3 separate regions of the Homo sapiens genome follow, and all the other regions are linked to region 2. The links are chromatin contacts, found by Hi-C or POLR2A ChIA-PET in ENCODE. All regions are on one chromosome and are shown on one strand. The core of a region is the stretch at or near the end of the contact, and the rest is flanking DNA. Distances in the headings are between cores, read along the strand shown.

What was found. Hi-C counts contacts between places; a loop is a spot of excess contacts on that map. ChIA-PET counts read pairs that join two places held with the same protein, here RNA polymerase II (POLR2A). Pooled maps may share reads with other maps.
Region 1: a loop to region 2 is called in a pooled map, with 2.3 times the contacts of the local background. The contact joins two enhancer-like sites. A Hi-C loop is called at or near these places in 1 of 168 maps with a recorded cell type or tissue (naive thymus-derived CD4-positive, alpha-beta T cell), 2 of 37 single-sample maps with no recorded cell type and 9 of 50 pooled maps.
Region 3: a pooled map shows a loop between it and region 2 (3-fold over the local background). The contact joins two enhancer-like sites. A Hi-C loop is called at or near these places in 8 of 50 pooled maps. POLR2A ChIA-PET finds 5 or more read pairs at or near these places in 2 of 52 experiments (PC-9 and activated CD4-positive, alpha-beta T cell).

What each region holds. Positions count from the first base shown.
Region 1 is chr3:188,415,446-188,419,552 of GRCh38, forward strand. All of the region lies in intron 4 of LPP (LIM domain containing preferred translocation partner in lipoma), which reads left to right. Among named protein-coding and RNA genes, the nearest start is that of LPP-AS1, 150 kb to the right of the region's middle. Within about 2 kb of position 1,951, at least 5 of the 41 ENCODE cell types and tissues checked have a DNase peak (open chromatin) inside an H3K27ac peak, as active enhancers do.
Region 2 is chr3:187,917,284-187,921,500 of GRCh38, forward strand. No RefSeq gene overlaps it. Among named protein-coding and RNA genes, the nearest start is that of LINC01991, 57 kb to the right of the region's middle. RefSeq lists an enhancer at 1,975-2,154. Within about 2 kb of position 2,233, at least 7 of the 41 ENCODE cell types and tissues checked have a DNase peak (open chromatin) inside an H3K27ac peak, as active enhancers do.
Region 3 is chr3:188,341,611-188,346,098 of GRCh38, forward strand. It overlaps LPP (LIM domain containing preferred translocation partner in lipoma), which reads left to right. Exons shown (of 12, transcript NM_001375462.1): 3 at 53-109. Among named protein-coding and RNA genes, the nearest start is that of FLJ42393, 170 kb to the left of the region's middle. Within about 2 kb of position 1,589, at least 3 of the 41 ENCODE cell types and tissues checked have a DNase peak (open chromatin) inside an H3K27ac peak, as active enhancers do.

The DNA of each region.
Region 1 (4,107 bases), core at 701-3,200, 500 kb after region 2:
AGAATCAAAATGTTATGTTCACGAAAAAACCTGTACATGGATGTTCATAGCAACTTTTTTTTTTTTATCATAATGACAAAACACTGGAAACAACCCAAATATCCTTTGATGGGCAGATGTTTCAGTGAAGTCTGGTACAGCCATACAATGGAATAATACCATTCAGCAGTAAAAAAGAATGAAGTATTGTTGGTATATGCAATAACCTGGACATGCTTAATGAAAAAACTGTCTCGAAAGGTTACATGTATTATATGATTTCATTTTAAGACAAAGCTCTAGAGATAAAGGACATATTCATGATTGCTAGGGGACAGAAATGGGTGGGTCGGGGGGGGGCAAGTACTGGTCATTCCTACAAAGAGGACGCAGCAAGAGTCTTTGTATGGGTGGAACAGATCTGTACCTCAATTGGAGTGATGATTACATGAATCTATACATGGGATAAAGTTACATAGAACTGTATGCACACACAAATCAATGCAGGTTATAAAATGGTAAAAACTGAGTAACTCCTAGTTAACAATAAGGTAACAATGTCAGTTTGCTGGGTTTTCGAATGTATTACAGCTTTATGAGCATTACCATTTAGGGAACCTGGGTAAAATGTACATGGAAACTCTGTACTATTTTTGCAACTTTCTATGAGTCCATATTTAAAAAAAAATTAATAATAGTAAAATAAAGGAATGCATATAGATATCTTAATGTATTCTTCTCTTACTCAAAGTGCTATCTTACATGCCATCTGAATTGCTTGCATGATACTTTGAAAGATCACTGCTATATGTATCCCTGCCAAAATGTATGGCTTAAACCTGTGGTTTTCAAAGCTGGCCAGTCATCAGAAAGACTTGGAGAACATTTTTCAAAAGAAAAAAATTAAAGCAAGTCCTAGGTCCCATCACAATTTTACAGAATCAAAATATCTGGCCATGGGGCCCAGGAATCTGCATTAAAACAAAGCAAAATAAAAAATAAAACAGAACTTCCCGGGAATTGTGATTGATGCTCAACCAACGTTTGGGAACCACTCATTTATTTCATTAACTTCAGGGACCAGTGCCTTAATCTCCTTTGAACCTTCTCCAAGTCCTGAGAGTGTACTCTTCCTCCCGTAGTTAATGATGGTAGCTTTTGAAGTCTTGAGAGTCTTTATCTTGTGAACATTGTACAGATTCAGAGACCTAGAGCATCTTTCATGTTGCTATTCTTTTCCCTCAGTGCTTTCATTATAGACACCAATCGTTTGCATATGTTGTCCTGGGTCATTTTATTTGGGATCCAAAACCAGAAAATTTCAAACAACAACAAAAAAATGGATTCTTCGAGAATGCCCTAGCCATGGACAAGCTTCTGCATTACAGAGCTCTTGCTATTGTGTTGCTTTGGGTAGCAATGCCTGAAATCTCAGCCAATTTTGGGTCACAGTAGGCCTATGTAAATTATCTAAAAATGGATTCATTATGGACATTATAAAAATAAATCTGACACCTGAGCCTTTGGGCAAATATACCATATAAAGAAATCATACCCTAGAATAACGATTAACCTAAAGAACTTAAAAAAAATCAGTATGATATTTTTATCATCCTTTCTTAAAATTACTGCATTCAGAGAGACCTGATGGCTGAGGACAGCACCTGGGGCAGAGGAGTATAGGTCATTGGGATGTGGCATCCTGAGTCTTCTAGCAGTTTGCTCTTCCAGCACTCTCCCTTATTATATGTTCTTTACATTGTTCTGTATGTCGCTGTCTTCAAACAGAATAGATAAGTCTACTAGTCAAGATAGACATATAACAGGCACCACATGTGCATAAAAATTGCATTATGTAAATTTAGTGCCGTAATATAATATGAAGGATGTCCTCTAGGAGGAACTGGGGAAAGCATCACAGACGAGGACACATCTGATCTGAGTGTTGGAGAATGAGTTAGTTGTTTACCAAGCAGAAAAGGGTGGTGGACAGCATGGCATGCCAAGTAAAGGGAACAGCATGTGCAAAAGCAGAGAATGGCCCCCATCCTGACCCTTGTAATTTTGGCAGCTCTTTGCTGATGTCCTCAGGCAATGCATCTGGGCTCCTGGGAATAGCTTTGCAATGTGAACAGAGTGACTTCACTATGGGTAGACCTAAATGTTCTAGCGTGCTCTGAAACTTACCTCTAGAAATAGCTCCAGGAAGTTAGGTAGCTTCAGAGAGGAAGGACCAAGAAATATGATCTTATACCACAGGCAAGAAGTACTTTCCTGGAGGTACTGGCCAGAAGTACTATTGCTATCTCTCTGCACTTGTCTGTTATATTTTAGAATGAAATGTGCCTGTGCATACAAATGCTAAGGCAAGAAAGAAAAAGCAAAAGGCAATTCTCTTTAAATCTCCTGAAATAATTTCAGGCAGCTTTTTTTACCTAGTCAAACACACACGCTTAAGAATGGAGTTGTAAGCTAACTTAATCATTTTTTGTTTTGTTTTGCTCTCTTACTTGTTCACACGTTGGGGTAATCCTGAGAAAACAGGAAGCAATGAAAGAAGGATTTTATTGTGAAATGTTCATTACAACTTGTAATTTTAAAATGTGTTTGTATGAGTGTGCACAAATGTGAATAAATTTTAGAGCACTTTCTCACATAATATCTAGTTTAATCACCAGAATATCCTGCAACGTTATTATAGTTCCTACATTATTATGGTTCCTAAAGACAAATGAAAAATCTGTGATTCAGAGACCCAAGGTTAGGCTAATAAATGTAGAAGTCACATTTGACCAAATTTTAGTATCTTCCCTTAAGTATTGGTAATGTACGATAAACACTATTTGGTAATAATGAATTATTACAATTACTAAAACAACTTATCTGGCAGAACAGTATCTTAACTATTTGAAAAATATTGTAGTGGATTTATTAGCTTCCATTTCATCTGAAGTCCACTTTGCTTTACTGCTTACTTTATCTTTCTAGCTACTCTGTAAAAAAGTTATTATCACCCTCAATCTGCCAAGTATAATGTATGTAAAGTGAAATAACTAGCATATTGCAAAGCTGGGAATTGAACCCTTGTCTCCTAAATCCAAGTCTGTAGCTGTTCCTCAGCAGTACACTGTATCTCATGTTAATGCCATTATTACTTGTATTAAATGAAATAATTTTTCCATCATTATTTTCCCGAATTATTACTATCCAGAGCGATTTGAAGGTTAAGGTCATCCAAATAATGTGTGAAAATTGCTTAAAATCAATCTCCTGTGCATGGATGTCTATGATGTATACAAATATAAAACAGCCAAAGTAGTCTCAAGAAGTTATTACCAAGTTTCTCAAATAGTGTCTCAAGGCGACATTATTTGACAAGACCTTTGGAATAACCATTTGGAATTTTCCTTAGTTCAGTTGAATTGTGTCATCTTGCTTAAACTTTTCAGATATCAGGGGTAGTTTTATTGACATTACAATGGAATTAAAATGACATTTTATTTTATTTTTTACCGTTCTATAGAAATGGCATTTTAATTCGTCATTATTTTTATTATTGATCTGTTAATGTTGTAATGACTTGGGTTTTAGTAAGGGCATCCTCTGTAAAAATTACCTCCTGGGAAAGAAATCTCCAAGTTCTATGAGGTCTCCCAGAAATATCACCACTTGAGGTGAGAGTAAAGTGTCATGAATGCCACCCAATGTGATTCCTGGTAGATAAGATTTCACTGTTTTATATCTTGACATCTGCATTAAATTCCGTTCTTTTACTGGGTCCTATTCACTTCCATCTTGTGCCATTGTTACTTAACCAGGCTCTGTAGTGGACAGGAAAAAGTAAAAACACGTCTTAGCCCTTAAACAGTTTATATTTTCATTAGAAATTCAACATATGAAAATGCCCAGTTAACTAACAATATAAAGCTTTACTGTACAGCTTCTATTTGTGAAGTGACTCCATGGCTAACTCTATCAGAAGAAAGAGTTTGCTTGGAGCCAAGGTAGTATTGGAAGGTTACAGAGAAGAAAGACTCAGGGAGGCAGTGGTTAAGCTTGTAGACTCTGGCATCAGATAGATCTGGGTTTCGAGTTTTGATTTTACCTCTTAATTCTCTGGAAACTTGG
Region 2 (4,217 bases), core at 983-3,482:
CATCAACAGGGAGCTTTGCCTAGAACACTGTGACCTAAAAAATCATATTAAGGAACTCAGAATGCAGAGTCAGTTTCACAGACACCAAGTGACCTTGTGCAAGGCACCTCACGTATTGCCTCGCCTTCTTGACACCCCCTAATGAATGGTGACAGCGACACGCCCCAGCCGGCTGGGGCAGGCATTCTGATTTTCACTGCTCTGTTTCTTTTTCTTTCTCTCTCTCTCTCTGTTTTTTTGTTTTCGTTTTTTTTTTTTTTTTTTTTTTTTTTTTTTTTTTTTTTTAAGGCAGCCTGCTCCTTATATTAATCATCTTGCTGTTTGTTTAGTTCTGGGAAGGCAAGCACTGATTCACAAAGGAAAATCTCGCCTAGTGGTCAGATTGAATAGTATCTTTGCTACATTTCGGTTTGAAGATACCACCCAATTTATTTTTGATATTTCTTATATAAGGTTGCACATGATACATTTCTTGTGGAGTTTAGGGCTAGAAAGGGCTGGGTCCCCCTTGATCCATAGCTATTCTTCCTTTACTAGAGGAAGAGGGCTGTGAAATGCAATGCATGTTCCTTTCTTGTCTAAGCTGCTGGGAAGCTCAAAATCACATCATATGCTTGATTAAAATTATTCTTATTCTGTGTTTTTTTCTTCGAGCTGTCCTTTCATGACAAGGTCTTAATCTTTCATCTGTGTTTTAATGATCCTGTAATTTCTGTGACTAACAGTATATGTTACTTCAAATCCTTTTTTAAAGTAAGTGGCATGCAAATAAATCAATAATGCGGACAACTATGTTTTATAAAAACTTTGCAGATAAGAAAATCGGAAAGATTAAACCTTATTCTATGATGAAGTCTGAAATTTCATTTCTAACACAAATTAATCATTAATATTTAAAAGCTTATACATAGTAATAGCTATGAACCTTTGCATATCCCTTACCATTTATAAGGCAAACGCTTTCACATATGTGATCTCATTTTGTAATTAGCATTCACACTTTACAGATGAGGAAAGTGAGGCTTAGTGAGATTAAGTTAGTAAACTCAGATCTTCTGACCCTAGGCCAAGTCTCGAGTTGTTCTCCCCACCCCGCCCCCAACATCACTTTGCCTCTCATTGTCTTCTCATTTAAATCAGCATTCTTCTCACTACCTCTAGACAAACGCTTTGTTTTTTTAATGTGTCCATCAGAATTAAGCAAAAAAGCCATTTCAAGTGTTTATTTCTCTTACTGGGAGGGTATGCAAAAAGTTTGGAAACCACTGATTTAAGGTCTAAAGGGTCAAGCTTGAAGCTTGGAGTGGTCACTTCTAGAAGATCTGAACTCCCTGTCATCCTGGGGTTCCCTGTGTCAGTTTAATGGGGCAGGGGGAGACATCCAGTCTCTAACATACTTTTCTTTTCTAAATAAATGTAATGCCTAAGTGACACACAGATACCTGTAATACCTGTTGACACCAAATCAACAGATTGCTGGGAGAGTCAAGGAGAAGAAAGTTTCGTTACTCCCTAGGGCTTGTTGGTGAGAAAACACATGTGAGTCTTTAAATTGAAAGTGTCAGAGACGTGTTGTTCCACCAAGGGAGGAGTGGGGGGCAGTTGGCCAGCTTACTTTAACACGACTCTGAAGATAAGTGCTTGGTAAGCACTGTATTTGTATTTTTGCTTTTTGCCACTTCAGGCAACCTACCTACTGCCAATTACAAGTTGAAAAGCTTTGGAGATAGTTTGTATAGAAGGTCCTCTGCCTACAGAAACTTCTGGGAGGCTGAGTACCCTAAAAGAGATGTGCATCCGATGAGGTTGTGTCTGATTCTCCTCCAGGTTTGGACAGACCCAATTCTAGTTTCCCATTAGGGCCCAGATCCTGCCCACAGTCTGGGGGCTAGAGAGGCTAATCTCAAAGGGCTAGAAATGAGTCAGTTTCCACGCTCAACATCAGGCGTGTGGCTTCCTGAAGCACAGACGAGGAAGCGTTGAATTTCAAAGAGCAAATTTTTTTTTTCTTTGCATACCATATCCGGAACTGAAACCACCAATTCATTTCACTTAAGATTTTGCACTATACTCAGATCATCAATAACATCCCAGAGATAAGATACCAAGATTTTCTCAATGCAGACATTCTGTCTTCCTCTCTTTCTGTCTTTTGGTGATGACTGTTATTGAATTCTTCTTCTTTTTCTTCTTCTTTTTGAGTCCTAACAACACAAAATTCGGAAGCCTTTGTTTTTTTCATAGGTGTCTGTGAGTACTAGAAGTCAAATGTCCAAAAATCTGCTGAGACTTTCACCTTGCTCATAACTTTCTGCTTTCCCTTGCTAGTCAGGTGTGTGTAAGATCACAGATCCAGCATTCCACTCAAGGGGGTAACTAGATTTGCTGAGGGCTCGCTGAGGTAACCAGTCACCTCACTAAACAGTGAAAGTGGTTGAAAGATGGAGTCTGTGGCAGATTCATGCAAACTACCCTCACAATGAGAAAAGCAATGGAAAATACTCACATCCTCCTGATGCTGCTGTAACATCAATATGTTAGGAGGAAGGAAGATTCCTACATATCACAGTGCAATTTATAAACCACTTTCACATTCGTTCTGTCTTGATTCTTACCGGAACTTTTGAGATCAGCCACACAAGCATTATTCTTCCCATTTTAGAGATGGGGGCACACAACACTAACAAAAGTAGAAAGATGGACCTAAGCAGTGACAGTGACAGAGCCAGAGGCCTCCGATTAGACCCCAGCTTTATTGATTCTAAGTCCAGTATTCTTGTAACTGCTGTCTAACCTTATGTATAATATAATATTACATCATAATCCATGACCTAATGTTACACAGTCATTTGTTGACATTTTAAAATTTCAAGTTCTTGCAGGTCAGAGTTAATGGTTGTTGGTCATTACTTTGGTATAACCCTTGCAGGCCTCTGCTTAGTTTATTCAAAAAGTGGGGGAATGGCATTAAATTCTGTGTTGCTTTCAGTTCTAACATTTTGTGAGTCTATGTGTCATCCTTGGAATTGCCCAAAAGTGTTACCACAGTGTTCACCACGGAGCATCAGTTCCCAGGATGACAGTAGTTTTAGGTAAAAATTGACACCACCATCAAATAAGTTTTTAAAAAGAAGGATTGGCCAGGTGCGGTGGGTCATGCCTGTAATCCCAGCACTTTGGGAGGCAGAGGCAGGTGGATCACGAGGTCAAGAAATCGAGAGCATCCTGGCCAACATGGTGAAACCCCCGTCTCTACTAAAAATACAAAAAAATTAGCTGGGTGTGGTGGGGCACACCTATAGTCCCAGCTACTCGGGAGGCTGAGGCATGAGAATTGCTTGAACCTGGGAAGCGGAGGTTGCAGTTAGCCAAGATCATGCCACTGCACTCCAGCCTGGTGACAGAGCGAGACTCCGTCTCAAAAAAAAAAAAAAAAAAAAAAGCAGGATTATTCCAAATGAAACAGGTTGCTTTGCTACAGCCCTTCTCAGAGCCTTTGAATGTAAATCTACAGGGAGGAAATATGGATACACAACATTCCTCTTTACTTGGCCCTAGAACACGGATCTTATGAGATTAGTACTCCATGGAGTTCATTTTAATAAACAGTGGACATTCTCTAATGATCCCATTGGTCTCTCAAAGCAGCAGCACACATTTCAAGAGAAATTTTGCACCATTCCAGCACCACAAACCCCACGCCACACCGTGCCAATGCCGCACACACCAAGTCATGCGGTGTAGTCCTCCAACCCAGGGCCACCTGAAGTTGAGCAATTCCAGCTGCACAATCTGGATCACATCACTTCAGCCACAGAAGCTTTTGTGTTTAAAAAAAATCCCCACAATCTGTCTGAAAGCAAGGACTTCCACATGTTGCCTGAATACAGGACTAGAGACAGCGCCTTTCATTGCCTTGGAAGTTTATTGCCCTTTCATTTCCCTGAGTGCAGAATCCCATCATTCTCCCGATTATGAGAGGAGAGAAGAGAGGCTGCCCAAGGTTTTTGCATCCTGCCTCTTGTCATTCTGTCTCCCCTGGCTTTTCTAGTATCTTTCCTCTTTAGAGAAAGGAATTCTAGACTCTCAGACTCTTAGGAGTGTGGAAAACCAAAGGGGAGATTTCTCCAATCTGCAGCCACTCTTAACTTGACTCTTCCCCTTTGGCCTCCCTTCCAGAGCCTCTGTTGAACAGCTTCTGTGGGGCGGTGCTCACT
Region 3 (4,488 bases), core at 339-2,838, 420 kb after region 2:
ATGGGTTTGGTGTCTGGAAGTAATTTTTACTTATTTCATTTGTAAACACTAGCATTGCAGTTGGCTGAACCTTGTGTCAACCATCCATTCCAGGAGCCAGCTATCTGAGGTAAGAGAGGAGGCGTGTCTTCTTGTTTATGAAATACTAATAGGCATCTGAGCCAGTAATGTTGATTTTAGAAGAAATACAAAGAATAGAAGAAATACAAAGTACTTTATGAGGAAAAGAACTGAAAAATGGCCAAGACAGTGAGCTGACCTCTCTTTTTATTTTTGTTTTTTTGATTTATTTTTTTCCCTTTTAATTCATAGCCCTTAAGGTTTAATACCAAAACCAAAAATCTGGGCCACACAGACGATTCAGATTTAATGTGTATGTATTTAAGTGTCCATAAAATGCAATGGAGTAGAATGTGCTTAACCATTATTTTATTGTATCCTCAACTAGTATGTGGCAGGAGGGCTTTTTACCTGGTTTCCTAACCCTTGATTGAGCGCATTTTTGACTACACTATACTGCCAGTGTTACCTGGCTCTGAAGGGGCCAAATATTTATGGCTGGGTCAGTCACTCTCTCTTAGCTGCCAAACAAAATCATCTCAAAAAGCTAGAATCCAAAGCCACAACAGAAAAATCCTAAGAACACAGAAAATTGAGTTAGTCTTTTGAAACCTTGCATCCATTGTATCTGAATGCCACTCTCCTGGGGGACTGTTGGGAATGACACCAATCCTTGGCAGAAGAATACATTTGTCTTGAGTTTGCCAAGAAAATGGAGGCCAATGGAGAAAAAACATTTAAAGGAAGCATCATAGTTGTAAAATTTACCAGATGCGATTTTTCTCCTAAAGTCAACCTGCTGAATCTGTACCTTCTAATGAGCTCTACTGTGTTTTATGTAATGTAACTTAACCAAAAAGAGGTGAAGTAGTCAATATGTAGAATAGTAACTTTGTAGAAGATTTGATATCATTATTTAGAGTACTATACACATGTATTCTGCTGAATATTTTGTTAATTCCTTTGGTATGTTATATCTATGACCTCGAACTGCAACCATGACTTCAGTTGCACAGACCTTTGAGAAGAATAAAATTGGTTGGTATTGCCCCAAATTTGTAGGACTTAGAAAATTTAGAATTGAGAGGAAATTAAGGTGTCAGGTTTACATGATTTTCAAAGCTAATATCATATATATATAATAAGAACACGTGCAGACAAGGTAGGTTATGTATGGACTATGAAATTTCTGTAATTAAACCAGACATAACAGCCACTTAAGTTATTTAGATTTTCTTCTCATTCCTACAAAAAAAGAACATTGTTTTTATTTTTATTATTATTTATTTATTTTTCAAGTGGAATATAAGCTAGTTTACCCAGGAAGTTTTTTATTTATTTATTTACTTATTATTTTACTTTAAGTTCTTGGATACATGTGCAGAACATGCAGGATTTTTACGTAGGTATACATGTGCCATGGTGGTTGCTGCACCCTATCCACCCATCATCCAGGTTTTAAGCACCGCATGCATTAGGTATTTGTCCTTGCCTTGCCCTCCACCCATCAACGGGCCCCGATGTGTGATGTTCCCCTCCCTGTGTCCATGTGTTCTCGTTCAACTCCCACTTCTGAGTGAGAACATGCGGTGTTTGGAAGCCATCATTCTCAGCAAACTAACACAGAAAAAGAGAACATTGTTTTTAAAAAAGGTAGTAGCAAAAAATGTAAGAATGGCTCCTGTCCACCTTTTATTTCTTTTCTAGTCCACAAAATAACCCTGCAAAAACTTATTTCTAATGTTTTATTTTTACGGATAAATATATCAGAAAAGAATGTACTGTAGATACCTACTATCATAGTTTTTGACAGCTCTGTGAGGCAGAGATCTAACTTGTTCATTTAGAAACTGCAGTTATCACACTAACCTTCCCTCCGATGCCAATTGTTAAATATTAATAGAATAAGCTTTGAAAAGTAATTAACTGTATCCCCTGTCCCCACAGAAACCCATCTTGAAACTATCAAGAGGAGTTTTAAGCAAGCCCTGAAAGGTTACAAAAATTACTCTCAAGAAAGAGGAATTTTCTCTCTTTCTCTTTTCGTTATATTTTGGAGGTGGGGAATGGTAGAGAGGGAATGATAGAAACCTCTCAAGTAACCTTTGGGAGGTGGAGAAGTAAATAGTCTGGGAGCATGCTGTAGAAATTTAAAATAATCCTGTGGCAATAATTGGTATCAGTGGCAGTAATGAAGAAAGAATAACAGTTTCAATAAATAATTAGACTTGACAGTAAATGTGTCAACAGGTACCCACTTAATGAGTGTAATCATTGTTTTTCTCTGCTCTCAACGTTGATCCACTGACTGCGGTGTGTTCTCTGTCCCATTTCCAAACCAAATCTATTTAAAGCTGCACTCCACGGAATCTGCAACAGTATACCCTGTTTACTATTTAGAGCTGATACCTAATGTTCTTTAATAGGCAAGATCTGTACTTGAACGAGAACAGGCTTCTGGCCTCTTGTAGACGGTTGATTATCCCTGTTTTCCACAGGGTGATTCATTAGCAAGGATGAATAATACCCAATTAAATCTCATGGACTTGTCTATATTGCCAGAGTGAATTGTTTATTATAATTTGGTGGAAACAGTCCTAGTCTGCTTTAAATAAAATTAATCAGTTACCGTTTTTTGAAGTGGAGGTAGAGGCAGTAGTTATAAGTGAAATTACCTCTGTAATAACCTGAATAGAATCACATTGTTTTTGGGAGCAAAGCAGTATGTTGTATGTTATGTGCACCAGAAGCCATGAGAATCCTTTTCTAATCCCAGCTGTAATGTCACCTGGCTGTGTCACCTAGGCAAGTCACCTTCCCTCTATGAGGTCTGTTTCATCATCTAATGACAAAGTTGGACCAGTTGATCATGGCATTACTTCCGGTTAAATGTTCTCTTATATATGATTTTATTTCCTAGCTAGTCCCTTCTCTCTCCTGGTGCCATGTTTCCAAAATCATAGGACAGTCCTATGACTCTACTGCACAGCCACTGTGGAAAATTAGTTATTTTTCTGCTTAGCTTTTGCTTCTTTTACATACCAGACATGCAGTTAATGACTTTTATTATATATACTGTAAGAATGGGCATTTATACACCGGTAGCGGTAGTCCCTTACCCCAGCAACTTGCAATTCCTTGTTAGGAAAGAAAAGCTGTTTTCCTCCACATTTCTTTACTCTGTGACATTGTTCCCTGATCTGGGTCTTATGAGAGGATCTGGTAAACTTCCCCCCTATTAAGACCGTTAGGAAGAGGTGGATGCTTCTTCCATTATTTGATTTTTCCAGAGCAAATCACTGGATCTGTAAAGGAGATCAGAATGTCAAAGCCAGAGGGGACTTCACGAAGTAATCTAAACAAATTATTTCATGTCACAGATGGAGATTTTAGTGTCTGGGAGGGAATCTGATTTGTCTAAAGTGTTTTTGACTGATCTTGGACTAGAATTCTTCTGACTACATAGTTGTATCTTTAAGTAGAGAAATCTTTTTCTATAAACTATCCTTTCACTTCCTAGTTCTTAAAAGGCCATTATCTTCCAGGCAAAACCAATTTCATTTTCAGCATGGGGATGTGAGATGTCCTTAAACATAAATGGACTCCAGGTATCTTCATTAATTTCATGAAGACATGGCACAGAGGGTTCCGGCTACCTTCTGCTTTCCGTGTTTATTAAAAGACTGTGGATTCCCTTGCAGTTCTTCCTGTAAGAGGTTGTTTGACGCTGACATCATCACTCTCCTCCACCCGCCTCCTGCCCTTTTCTGAATCAGTGAATTATAGGAATCTGAGAATGAGCTCCTGTTTCCTGCACATTGTTGGGGAACATTAAAAAAAAGAAGACAGATGAGGGATTTATAAGCAAGAGGACAGAAGAATAATAGCCAACACAATGAAGTCTAGTTCAAGGCCTGCGATTCCCAATTGCTGGGCTACACAGCATTAATAGCAGTGTCTCTCACCCTTTCAGACCCTTCTCTCTTATTTCAGACCCTTCTGCCTTATTCTTGTGGGGATGGGCTGGGACTGAGAAACAGCTAGTATAATCATTGCCAAAATGAAACTCACATGTACATGGGGGCTTCCAGGTCTGGAGAAGAGTGTAGTAATTGTTACCCATCCGATAGAAGGTGCTTAGAGACCACTGGACCTAAGCACTTACCTGGAACCTCACAGTACAGAGGTTCAAAGAGTAGAAATCAGTTGACTGAGTCTGAGGTTCAAATCCTGGCTCTAATTAATTTGCTATGAGTTTAGTGAATGCCTAACTTTCCTCTGAGCTGCACTTTCTCCATCTGTGAGATGGGAGGAGGAGGGTGGCATAGATGATGTCAAAGGAACCCTCTGATTTTCATGAGTCTCAGATTTGCCCAAGGACCTGCAGCGAATGTGCAGCCAAGCCAGATCTTGAATTCAGAGCCCCTT